Linked DNA regions of Homo sapiens: all the other regions are linked to region 1. A link is a loop called in an ENCODE intact Hi-C map of the cell type or tissue named here. Cell type or tissue: GM12878. All regions are shown on one strand.

Region 1 (4,000 bases):
CATGTTCCTAGAAAGTTATTTTGTGGAGAAGCTCTTAGATCCATGGCTCCTACTTTTTCACAAATAAAGCACCCAGCTCTCTCCCTAGAGACCCCACTCTATCCCTTAGCAGCTCTCCTGTGAGGAAAGGATGGCCCAGGCAGTAAATCTCTTCTGGTTTATAACAGAAAACACTGGGTAGTTGGGAGTGTTCCTATCTCTTGGACTGAGTAGAGACATATTTTTGGCACACTGAAAAAGATCAGTAAATGCTTCTTATCACACAATTATTGCTATATTTGGGAGTTAAATTGCATTATAATGTACTCCAATTACTTATACTTTTATCAATATAGTCATAACTATGCATATATTCCGAACAAGGGTCATAAAATTAAGGCCAGTGGACCAAATTTAGCCTGCCTCCCATTATTGTAAATAAAGTTTTATTGGAACACAACCATGCTCATTTATTACATGCTGCTTATAGTTGTTTTCACGCAATAACAGTAGAATTGAGTGAGTAGATACAAGAAAGATGATATGGCCCACAAAACCAAAAATATTTATTATCTGGTCCTTTATAGAAAATGTTTGTCTAGAGGATTATATTATAGATTATAGCTCTCCACCACTACTGTATGCCAGGTACTTTACTTGGCTCCCTTGTGCATTATCTTTAATGTTCTCAATAACCTTCCCAGTTGTTATGATCATGATATTGCAGGGGAAGAGTGTTAGACAGGTCAAGGGATCTGTTTAAAGCAGACATCCGGAATTCAAACAGTACTTTGTTTATGTTTTCTGACTGCGAGTCTTTTATGAGCTGTGCTAGGGATATAATCACCATGTTACACTTTTAATGGGAAAAGTTGTTCTTAGTGCCAAAACATGACCCTAAAAAAATGTGCTATGGGAAAGCAGTCCATATGCAATTTGGGGAACTGACTCTCAGTCCCCAAAGAGTCTTTCCTGATAATCTGGCTACCCCAACATTGTGTACCCTATTTCATTTTTATTCCAGTAATTATAAGTGCTTGAAATTATTTTATTTATTTGGCCATTTCTGTTTGGATTGTTTTTCTCCTCTCAGTGGAATGCAGGATCCTTGCCGGCAGAGTTTCTCTTCCATTTGCATCTGTAGCCCAAGAGCTGGGAGCATGCCAGGCACAAGTGTCACTGTTCAGCAAGCATTTGCTGTGTGGCTCCTCTTAGTTAATAATAAACGTTTATATTGTTTTCTTGTCCTAAAATACAACATCTGAATATAGACTGTAATGCATAGCAAAATTTGTCTTGCTTATTTGCCAACGGTGGAAAATTCTTTTTTGAAATCCTTGGAAGCATTCTAGAGGAGAACTGGGGTAGGTGTTGATTTATTGCAATGCGGTATTTTGAAAATTATCACAATATCTCTTTAGGGGATTCAGTGGAAGAAACCAGGATCATATACACCACGAAAAAAAAACCCAGCTTTTTAATTACTTAAACAGCAACTCGAAATGAGCATGATACTCCTCCTCATTTAACCCCTTAGAAGTGTGAGTTCACAGATTGCTACATCCTGCCCTCTACTGGAAGAGAGAGTAATGACAAACAGGGACTAGCAAAAGAGCACTGAAGCTTTTTTTTTTTTACCAAGAAACACAATTTTTCTTTTTGCTGGAGTAAATTACATGTTACAACTGCTCTTCCCTGCCCCACATTCCTTTCTACTTCCAGAGTAAATAAATAGCAAAGCAAGTGGAGTACAAGATGGCTACCAGTAAAATAAAGAGAAAAGCAAACCTATATATAGGACACGTTTTGAAAACAAAATTAATCTTTTATTTCTGTAGAAGTATTTTTAAAGTGTGATTTGTTTAATAATTAACTCTGCACCTCAGTTCTTATCATCTGACACTCTGTTGAAGAATATAATTGGAAAGGCTATCTAAGTTAAACTTCTAAAAATTAAACTTCTGAAAATTAGAGATAGCATATATTCATATTTACTTGTATTAACTCATATTTAGTGCAATATCTTTAACTTTTAATTCATAGAGTAAATGTCATGTCTGATATAATAAATATAATAATAAAATATATAAAGTCCCTGATTTTAAAAATGCATATTGTATAAGATACTAAGTTTCTTTTATAGAGAAGACTGATTAGTTACACCTGACCTTAATGTTTTCTTCTGGCCTCATGTGTCCCTTCCAGTTTCACAACTCACCCTACCAAACCTCACGTGTATGTCAAGATAAAGCAAGCTATCCCTACCCCATTACCCTGCGCTTACTTAGATAAGAACACCATCCTATAAACCAGCATACTGACCTCTACCAGTATATAATTTTTTTCTTTAATCAACAATATGCCCTACATCTTTTAAAGCATTAGCTAAATAAGCCAACTATACACTGATTTGAAGCAGGTGCTTCCAAAATCTCGCTTAAAACATCTAATATGAGCAAGACAGGTTAACTGAGATATCTTCCAGTACCTTTAAATTCTGACCCTGTGCTAAGTTCCAACACCACAAAACAAAGTGTCTATGTCTCCGAACTGTAGGTTAATGCTCTCTCTCTAAAGGAGTAACAAAAGAATTTGCTTGTAAAGAATGTATCATTTCTTTGGGAAAACCAGCATCATATTTTTGATTTCCATGTTTCCATTACATTACCAAGTCCACGGCTCTACCAAGTAAGGTTATCTTAGAATCAGGGCAAGGAAAAGCTTTTATCTATTGGTGAACTCTTAGTAGATAGCAAGAAGAACCATTATGGTTAATAGCATAAACCATAGAGTCACATTGCCTAAATTCAGATTCCAACTCTCTCTTGTACCATGTTACCTTGAGCTAGTTATGTTAACTTCCTTTGTCTTAGTTTCCTCATCTGTAAAATGTGGGTGTCAATAGTACCTGCCTCATAGGGCAATTGTGAAAGTAAAAGAAGTTCATATGTTAAAAAGTCCCTTGGAACCAGACTTGGCACACAGCCTTTGAGAGATGTCAGCTGCAACCCAAATTTGTTTCTGCATCCTACCCTGTTGACAGAAGGCTCAGAGCTACATGTCAATTCTTTCGCTGTAACTGATTCCAGACACCTGCTTCTTCTTTCTCTCTCTTCCTCAATTTACTTATTTATTATAATTGCTCTGTTTCATATCATTTTTATTAATATAAGCTGATGAACTATTTTAAGGAAATGAACAAGAATGAAATTATTTATTAGGTGGACTAAACTGAACTTGGCCTCTTTGGTCAATTATTTCAGTCCAGATTACTTAATTTTCTGCTTTATAAAATACTCCTAAATTAGGTCACATCAATTTCAGAAAGCACGTCTTAGAATATGACATCTTCCATGTGCAAGAAAATCCAGAATTTAAAAAAAAATCTTGTCTTCATATGAGACTTCTTGGATGACATATAGGTGTTAACGGTTTAATACATGCATATAAAGAGGTACCTCTTAACATGTCAAATATGTTGATAGGTTTCCATGCTCATTAAGACTCACATGGATAAGGAATGGAGCAAAGAGCAGCTATACTCTACTGGCACTGTGCTGGGAATAATTTGAAATCAAGCTTCTCTTCTGCAAAGCCCAATTCTAGTTAAAAGGTGCAAGAGGGAAATCAGTACAGAGTGCAAGTTCATCAGAACAGGTTGATCTGGTTTGCTGGAGACTCTTAGAAGCCTCCTGGGAGAAATGGGGATAAAAGTTGTTGAAATAGATAGATAACTCCAGGACTTAAGCTCTCAAACACAAATGATGAACAAAGACCAGCTTTACCTCCTGGAGAGTGCCTTCTCCAAATAAATGCAGGTAACTCATCAAAGCCTCTGCCCTGAGTACTTAATTGCTGGAGAGGGAACATTTGGGCTGCATAACAAAAAGCATTACTTTTATTTTCTCAGATCAGCCTTAAGAAAGTGTCCCAAGTTTCAAAGGGAAAGTACCTGAGACAGACATAGTAAGTTGATAAAGAGTTGTAATAAAAGAGGCATCAGAAATTGAGGCAACAAGGC
Region 2 (4,000 bases), 200 kb before region 1:
TGCAATAGAAAACTCAATTTATAATCTGGCAAATTTTTTCATTACGTTTTTTCATCCTAGAATATTTTTGATTATCAGACAAAATTATCTGGAGTGTTCCTTGCCAACTTAAATGTTCTCTGCACCCATTTCTAATATTTTGAAGAATAAACACTTCTTTTACTAATTTTACAATTAAAGGACGTGAATATAAAATATATTTCTGACCAAATTTATATGAACAATTTTCTCATGGGATTGCCCTGAATTCTGGGCTGTATCAATGTCACCAGAGCATATCACACATGGTTCTTTTCGTTGTTTATCCTCCGTGATACCTAAGTTAGAAACACAAGGAGATTCCATTAAATGATACAATTGACTCATTTTTCTTATCCCTGCAGCATAAGGCAGTGGAAAGTACACAGACTATGGCTTAACACACTATCTCTGTTCGTATCTCAGACTCACATTTCCACAATGGTTTGTGCACCCATGTACTAATGGGCTAAGAACCTCCACCTCGCATGTTGTTTTATTTCAAAGTTCAATTGATTAATAAAGTATATTAATAAAATATAGATTTGTTTTAAAAATACATATTCATGATTGAAGCATTTTTCCTCAGGAAAATAGCTTCAATCACTTCAAAATAGTTTCTATTTTGAAAATAGCTTCAATCACCTCAAAATAGCTTAATCCTCAAAATAGCTTCTATCAGCAATGTAAGATTAATAAAATATTACATATTCATGTGAAGTATATAGTCATGAAAAAATTCCAAAAAGTACCAAAATGTATAAAGAGAAAGGAAGGGTCCCCTATTCTTCACTCCCAATCTACTGTGCCCCCAACAATAATCTCCATTAACAGTTCGGTATGTACCTTTCCAAACGAGAGATAAATAGATCAATCGATCGTTTTTATTAAAAATATAGTCACCAAAATTTTGAATACAGATGCTTCTCAACTTACAATGTGATTGCATCCCAACAGACCTATTGTAAATTGAAAATATTCTAAATCAAAATGGGTTTGATATGCCCAAGGTACTTAACACCATATCTTAGCCTAGCCTACTTTAAAGATGCTCAGAATACTTACATTAGCCTACAGTTAGATGGAGTTATCTAACACAAAGCCTGTTTATAATAAAATGTTGAGTATCTCATGCAATTTATTGAATGCTGAGCTGAAAGTGAAAAACAGAATGGTTGTATGGGTGCTCAAAATGCTCTTTCAACTGAATGTGTCTTGCTTTCACACCATCATAAAGTCAAAAAATTGCTAAGTTGAACCATTGTAAGTCAGGAACCGTCTGTATATGTTTTTCCTTTATATCATGATTTTGAATCAGTTGTTGGAAAGAACATTTTGCCAATGTTTTGCTGATGTTTTCATTGTGTTTAAACTAGCTGTTACTACAAAAGAACTAACAATTTACAGGCTAAAGAAAAGTGGAATGGGATTGACCACACACTTATTTTTTTGGAACCATTCATTAATTGTGGCAAGGGTTTTGCTGAAATGACAAGTAAATGCACATCTTAACTTTATACAGAAATGGAGGCTAAGCCAAATAAAGACTTGCTCTTAAAATATTGGTCTGCAAATGTCTGCAGAGCTGAAATGTGTAAATTAGAGATTCATTGAAGTCTGCTAGCCAAAAGTGAAAATGAAAGTGCTTTCAGCTTGCTAATTAATGCTGCCTGTGGAATTTGCAGGGGAAAAAAAAAGCCACCCAGACCTATGAGCAAAAGTAGTGATCTGGTTGTCAAAAGAATTGTGTCTCATTCTATTATGCTATTATGCTACTCAATATGGAACCCTTAGTAATAAACCTGTCTTTTTTCCCCAATGTAACCACTTAAAATTAGGTGACATATTCTCTACTTTGTTATTGTGTGACAATAAGACGAGGGAAAAGAATATCCAAAATTGTTCAAATTCCAGAATAAGATATGATATAACTATAATATATAGCTGAGATTTTAATGTTCTGATGTCTATATTGTTTATATATTTTACATTTTGTTTCTTTTATTGATACATAATACTTCACATACTTATGTGATATTTGTATTTTTTACATGCATAGAATGTATAATGATCAAACCTGCTTATTTGGGGGCACCCATCACCTTGAGTATTTATCATTTCATCACCTTGAAAAGGGTAACATTTCAAGTTCTCTCTTCTAGCTATTTTGAAATATACAGTATACTGTTGCTGATCATAGTCACTTTAGGCTGTTATCAAACATTAGAACTTGTTTTTCTATCTAAACTGTAAGTTTATACCCACTCATCCACCTCTTTTCATTTCCCCTACTCATTCTAACACACTTACCCACCTCTGGTATCTATCATTCTGTTCTCTGTCACCATGATACTAAGTTTTTTAGCTCCTACATATGAGTGAGAACATGCGGTATTTATCTTATTATACCTGGGTTCTTTGACTTAACATAATGACCTCCAGTTCCACCCATGTTGCTGCAAATGACATGATTTCAATCTTTGTTATGGCCAAATCATATTCTACTATGTATATGTACCACATTTTCTTTGCCCATTTGTTTACTGATGGACACTTAAGCTGATTCCATATTTTTGCTATTTTGAATAGTGCTACAATAAACATGCTAGTGTAGGTATCCTCTTGATATACTGATTTCCTTTGGATGGATATCCAGTAGTAGGATTGCTGGATCATATGGTAGTTCTATTTTTAGTTTTTTGAGAAATCTCTATGCTGTTTTTCATAGTGCTTGTACTAATTTACATTCCCACCAACAATATGTAAGTGTTTGCTTTTCTCCACATCCTTGCCAACATTTCTTACATTTTATTTTTTATAATAGCCATTCTGACTGGGATAAGATGATCTCTCATTGTGGTTTTGATTTGCATTTCCCTGATGATTACTGATGTTGAGCATTTTTTCATATACCTATTAACCATTTGTATGTCTTCTTGTGGGAATTGTCTGTTTATGTCCTTTGCCGAATTTTTAAGACATTATTTGTTTTTTTATTGTTGAGTTGTTTGAGTTCTTTGAGTATTTTGGGTATTAGTCCCCACTGGATGAACAGTTTGCACATATTCTCTCCTATTCAACTGATTGTTTCTTCACTTTGTAGTTTGTTTCCTTTACTGTGTAGAGCTTTTTAGTTTAGTATAATCTTATTTGTCTTTTTGTTTTAGTTTCTATGCTATTGAAGTCTTAGCTGTGAAACCTTTGCCTAGACCAGTCTTGAAATGTTTTCCTTACAGTGGTTTTATAATTTTGGGTAAGTGTAAGTCTTTAATCCATCTTGAGTTGATTTTTATATACGGTGAGAAATATGGATCCAGTTTCATTTTTTGGCATATGAGTATTTAAATTTCCCTGTATGTGTATCGAAGAGGGTGTCCTTTCCCTAGTATATATTCTTTGTATCTTTGTCAAATTAGCTGGGTGTAAATATAAAGATTTATTTTGGGGTTCCCTATTCTGTTCCATTAGTCTATGTGTTTATTTTAATAACAATACCATGCTGTATTGGTTACTATTGCCTTGTAATATAATTTGAAGTCAGGTAGTATGATACCTCCAGCTTTGTTCTTTTTACTCAGGATTACTTTGGCTATTCTTCTCATTTTTGGTTCTATATGAACTTTAAGATTTTTTTATTTCTGTGAAAAATGACATTGTTATTTTGATAGGGATTGTGTTGAATTTGTATATTGCTTTGGGTAGTATGGTCATTTAACAACATTAATTCTTCCTTTTCATGAGCATGGGATATCTTTCTATTTGTTTGTGTCCTCCTGTGTTATTTTAATCAGTGTTTTGCAGTTTTCCTTGTAGAGACCTTTCACTTCCTTGGTTAAGTTTATTTCTTGGGATTTTTTGTAGCTATTGTAAGTGGAATTGCCTTCTTGATTTCACTTTCAGCTATTTCACTATGGTGTACAGAAATGGTACTGATTTTTTCTATGTTCATTTTGTATTCTGCAATTCTACTAAATTTGGTTAT
Region 3 (4,000 bases), 480 kb before region 1:
CATGCACATGTATCAGTGATATATCCTCTCAGCCTACTTTGTCTTCAGCAGACAATTTACTTTTGTTGCTCACCTAGAAATAATAGGGCATTTGGGAAAATTACTCCTTCTAATGACATTTCTATAGAAATTGGGGAAAAAAGCTGCTGGAAAAAGCAGCACTTAGGTGAAATGCTAAAATAAGTCAAGTACAAAAATGAAAAATCACCCTGTAGCTCAGTATATTTTATAATTTGATATTTCATCACTAAGACAGTTTAAAAAATAATCCTCCAAGACAAAGAATGTTTCAACATCAACTATTAAGCATGTGATACTAAGAGAATAGAAGCTTCTTCTGCTCAGAAATTGTCTGAACCTACCACCAACTGTTTGTAAAGAGGTTTTAAAGCTACCGAATAGCATAGATGTATTATTATAACGAGCTGATTAGATATTTTAATAATCTCTTTTTCAGTATTTTCTAACATAAGAGTAATGTCATTTAGACATCAGTGAGAGAAAAGATCACAATTGTGGAGAAACAAAGTCATCTATGAGAAAAGCCATGGCCTGAGTCAGAAGACTTCCAGTTCTCCTGGCAAGTCTGGCTTTCTCTTTCTCTCTCTCTCTCTCTCTCAGGCCAGAAGATATTCTTTTATTACAATGAACTAGCAATCATGCAATATCAAGAAACAGCCATGAAGGCACCTGCAGTAGGGATTACTGCAGGCCTGTAAATAAGAAGTTTCTTGAGGGGTACAACTGGGTAATTGCTGGGAAGGCAGAAAAATGTGGGGAAGAAATGTTCTGACCTCCTTTATAATTTTCATACAGGTGACAAATTAAGAGGCCAAGGTGACATTTTATAACAACTTTTTTTTTCATTGATTTGGGGCACTGATCAAAACTTCTGCCTCATATATATATATACTGTAAAATAACTGAAAAAAAAAGCAGTCATAAGTCCTCGAAGAAAGGGACATATTTTGGCAAAGAATATTTAAACACATTGTAATTTCTAAAGCAAAATTTGAAAGAGTAAGGAATCTTCAGACACGATATGGGTCTTTTTCATCACAAGCAAGCTCTTTCTTAGCAAGGACACAAAGACAGCACACTGCACAAAAGCAACAGTGACAGCATTAATGATGACTTAATCTCCTTGCAGAAGAGAAAAATCATTTCACCAAGGTGTCCAGAAGGTTTCAGGTCCTTTTTAGGTAGTTTCCCATTGAAATACCTGAATATGCAGCATAAAAACAAAACACAAATATCTTCGGGCCAGAAATGGACCTAAGATACAGTGAAAGCAGATACTGTGTGAGCTTCTGGGAAGCTTATAATATAGTGGCAGGTGACCTCAGTGACTCTGAGATTAAACTTTGATCAGGAGCCCATAGTGGCAGAATGTCCATGGACCAGAAGATCTCAGGCAGCTCAGGATGCTCTGCATCATTCAGTAAGCAGACACTGGGAGTTAGGACATGTATGTGTGCCATACGTTTGGTGCCTAGTGATATCTAGGGATAAACTAGTCCCTGAAATGACACAAAGCACACTTGTCATATGCTGGCTTTTGCCTACCTCCTTGCTATTCTAAGCCTACTTTTGATTTTGTGAACTACCCTTCATTGCATGTAGTCTTGGCCAGACTGTAAGTCAGGGCCCCTGGACAAAGGTTGGTCAGAAGATCAAGAAAAGCTAATCACGCACTCTCTTCCAGAATTTTAACCTAAAGCAGAGTGTTACAAGGACACAACATGATTGAACTCATTATTCGAATTGATGAATGAGATCACCTTTTTTCTATCTGCTCACAAACAGCAACCTCACAACCAAACAAATAATCTAGAAATCCACTAATACCAGCTGATCTCTATGAGGAATTTGCAAAAAAATGTGAGTATTCATGAAGCAGAGCATATACTTTTCTGTTCCTGTGTGCTAGTGTTAGCTCGGTTCTGTTTTTTTAAATAAGGCAATTAAACAAAATAACTTCACTTTAAAAATGACACCAGTGATAACCTTACACAGTTTTAAATGTGAGAGTCATTGTCATACCTTCTAGAAATACGATGATAAAAAAAACAAGGCTATCACCAAACTTTCGAAAACACGCATGATCTTTATTATTAAGTTTTCTGGCTTTTGTCACGATGTACAATTTTTTTCTTGCAATACTTTCTCAGTCTGCAAACCCACTCTAAGCCCGCGTGCGTCCATAAAGACTGCACCACATGGTGGCGCTCTGGTTGTGCCTTAAGTGAAATCGCTAGCGTTTTCTTTTCAAGAAAAGGGTTGATCAAAAAATGAAGTTAAAAATAAAATTCACTACTCAGCTTTCCATGGTCCTAGAAAATAAATATTCTTTTTAATGTTTTCTCTACCTCCTCTCTGCGTCATTCTCCCTCTGGAAAACCTGCAGATGCCCTTTATTTTGGTTCATGCAGTTGGAGCCACCTGGACCCAAGAGTGAAGACCAGGTGGAACCTGTCCGGTTCTGAACAATAAGGAAACTGGTTTAATGATACTCCCAGAGCTTTCTTGTGGCCACCGTTCCCCTCTTGTCCATTCAGAACTCTTGTCATTCTCTCTATAAATGAATCACCGGGGAATTTTCAGCACACCCCAGCTTCCTGACCAACAGCTTGCTCACTTGCTGTAGCCATCTTGAAATAAAATGTACTACTGCGATAAAGAAAAACAAAGTTTAATGGGTAGAGTTCTTGTATGAGGCCATTTAAATTTAGACTCCCAATCTCCACAAAGCAAACAGTCCTGGGGTAGAGAATGCTCTGAAATAGCAGCGTCTTGTTTTGTGTTTTGCCTCCTGGGATCCTCTGTTTTTCCCTTGAGGGAAATTGCCTTAAGGTAGAGAAAGGTCCAGTTCTGCCTACCTGGAGAAAGGCTGACCTGGTGATTTATAGTACATAATTAACAGAAGGTACGTGTACACCGGGGGCCAGTGTACTATCTCAAACTGTGGATGAGAATGACATTTCAGCTGAGCTACATGAAGAGGAAATTATAAGTAGAATGCCTAAGAAGTATTTTTCAATATAAGAAACAACTATTAAATTATCTACTATTTTCTCTAATCATAGAGGTATATTAGATTTCTACTGTTATGTTACAAATTTCCATAACCTTAATGGCTTAAAAATATCCTTTTATGAGTTCACAGTTCCGTAGATCAGAAGTCTGGGAATGGCATGGTGGAATTCTGTGCTCAGATTATCACAGCGTTGACATCAAGATGCTTTCAAGCTCAATGTTTTTGCCAGGATTCATTTCCTTGTGGTCCTATGACTGAGGTCCACATTTTCCTGCTGTCAGCTAGGGGCCACTTTCAGCTCCTAGAAGCCACTCACAATTTCTTGCCATGTGGCTCCTATTGGAAATTCACAGCATAGCGTTGCTTCTTTCCAGGCCCAGAAGAACATGTGTTTCTGACTTCTTCCTCTGTGGCCTGCTTGAGAAAAATAAAAAATCTCTCTGCTTTTAAAGGGCTAATGAGACTGATTAGGTCAGGCCCACCCAGATAATCCCTCCGTTTCTTAAAATTAACTGGCATGGGTCCTTCAGTGGAACTGCAAGACCCCTTCACAGCGAATCCAGATTTGCATTTGATTGAATGACTGGGAGTAGGTGTGGATACCCCAGGGGTCAGCATACTATCTCAAAATAGTGGCTTTCTCATAACTTCATTCCCTTACCCCTGTTCTGATACCAGCATACAGCAAAGCTAAGGAGAGGTCCCCGGTTTACTCTGCCTGAGGAAGGGTTATGGTTTTAGTTCTTAGGCACTCTATTGGTCTGAGTCAGAGGATATAAAGTTAGAGCTGGAACAGACTTTAGAGATGGGTTCAATGTATCTGAGACTGTGAGGAGTTCAGAAACAGCTCAGGGTCACACAGAGGTTGATTGCTGTGGCCAACGCCTTCTACTTTCCCCTGCTAGCCTCTTCCAAGCAGCCAGTGCTGCTCCAAATGGGCTTGTCACCAGGCCCAGGGAACAT

What was found. A loop is a pair of places that touch in the nucleus more often than their neighbours do. Peaks named below come from ENCODE experiments on the same cell type or tissue, not always from the same donor. Only the 100,000 strongest peaks of a DNase experiment are listed, where the experiment ranks them.
Region 2: it touches region 1 in a loop (2.9-fold over the local background); 3 of 110 quality-filtered maps call a loop at or near these places.
Region 3: it touches region 1 in a loop (8-fold over the local background); 19 of 110 quality-filtered maps call a loop at or near these places.

The regions. Positions count from the first base shown.
Region 1 is chr18:33,837,197-33,841,196 of GRCh38, reverse strand. No RefSeq gene overlaps it. Among named protein-coding and RNA genes, the nearest start is that of ASXL3, 260 kb to the right of the region's middle. RefSeq lists an enhancer at 3,441-4,000. In GM12878, a CTCF peak has its summit at 1,551 (motif pointing left); a DNase peak (open chromatin) is centred at 1,493.
Region 2 is chr18:34,037,059-34,041,058 of GRCh38, reverse strand. The region is part of intron 5 of NOL4 (nucleolar protein 4); the gene reads left to right. Among named protein-coding and RNA genes, the nearest start is that of NOL4, 190 kb to the left of the region's middle. In GM12878, no CTCF peak of the experiment used is centred here; a DNase peak (open chromatin) is centred at 1,658.
Region 3 is chr18:34,321,105-34,325,104 of GRCh38, reverse strand. All of the region lies in intron 1 of LOC124904280 (a long non-coding RNA gene), which reads left to right. Among named protein-coding and RNA genes, the nearest start is that of NOL4, 98 kb to the right of the region's middle. RefSeq lists an enhancer at 2,632-2,691. In GM12878, a CTCF peak has its summit at 2,215 (motif pointing right); DNase peaks (open chromatin) are centred at 2,264, 2,574 and 3,814; H3K27ac peaks cover 1,054 bases.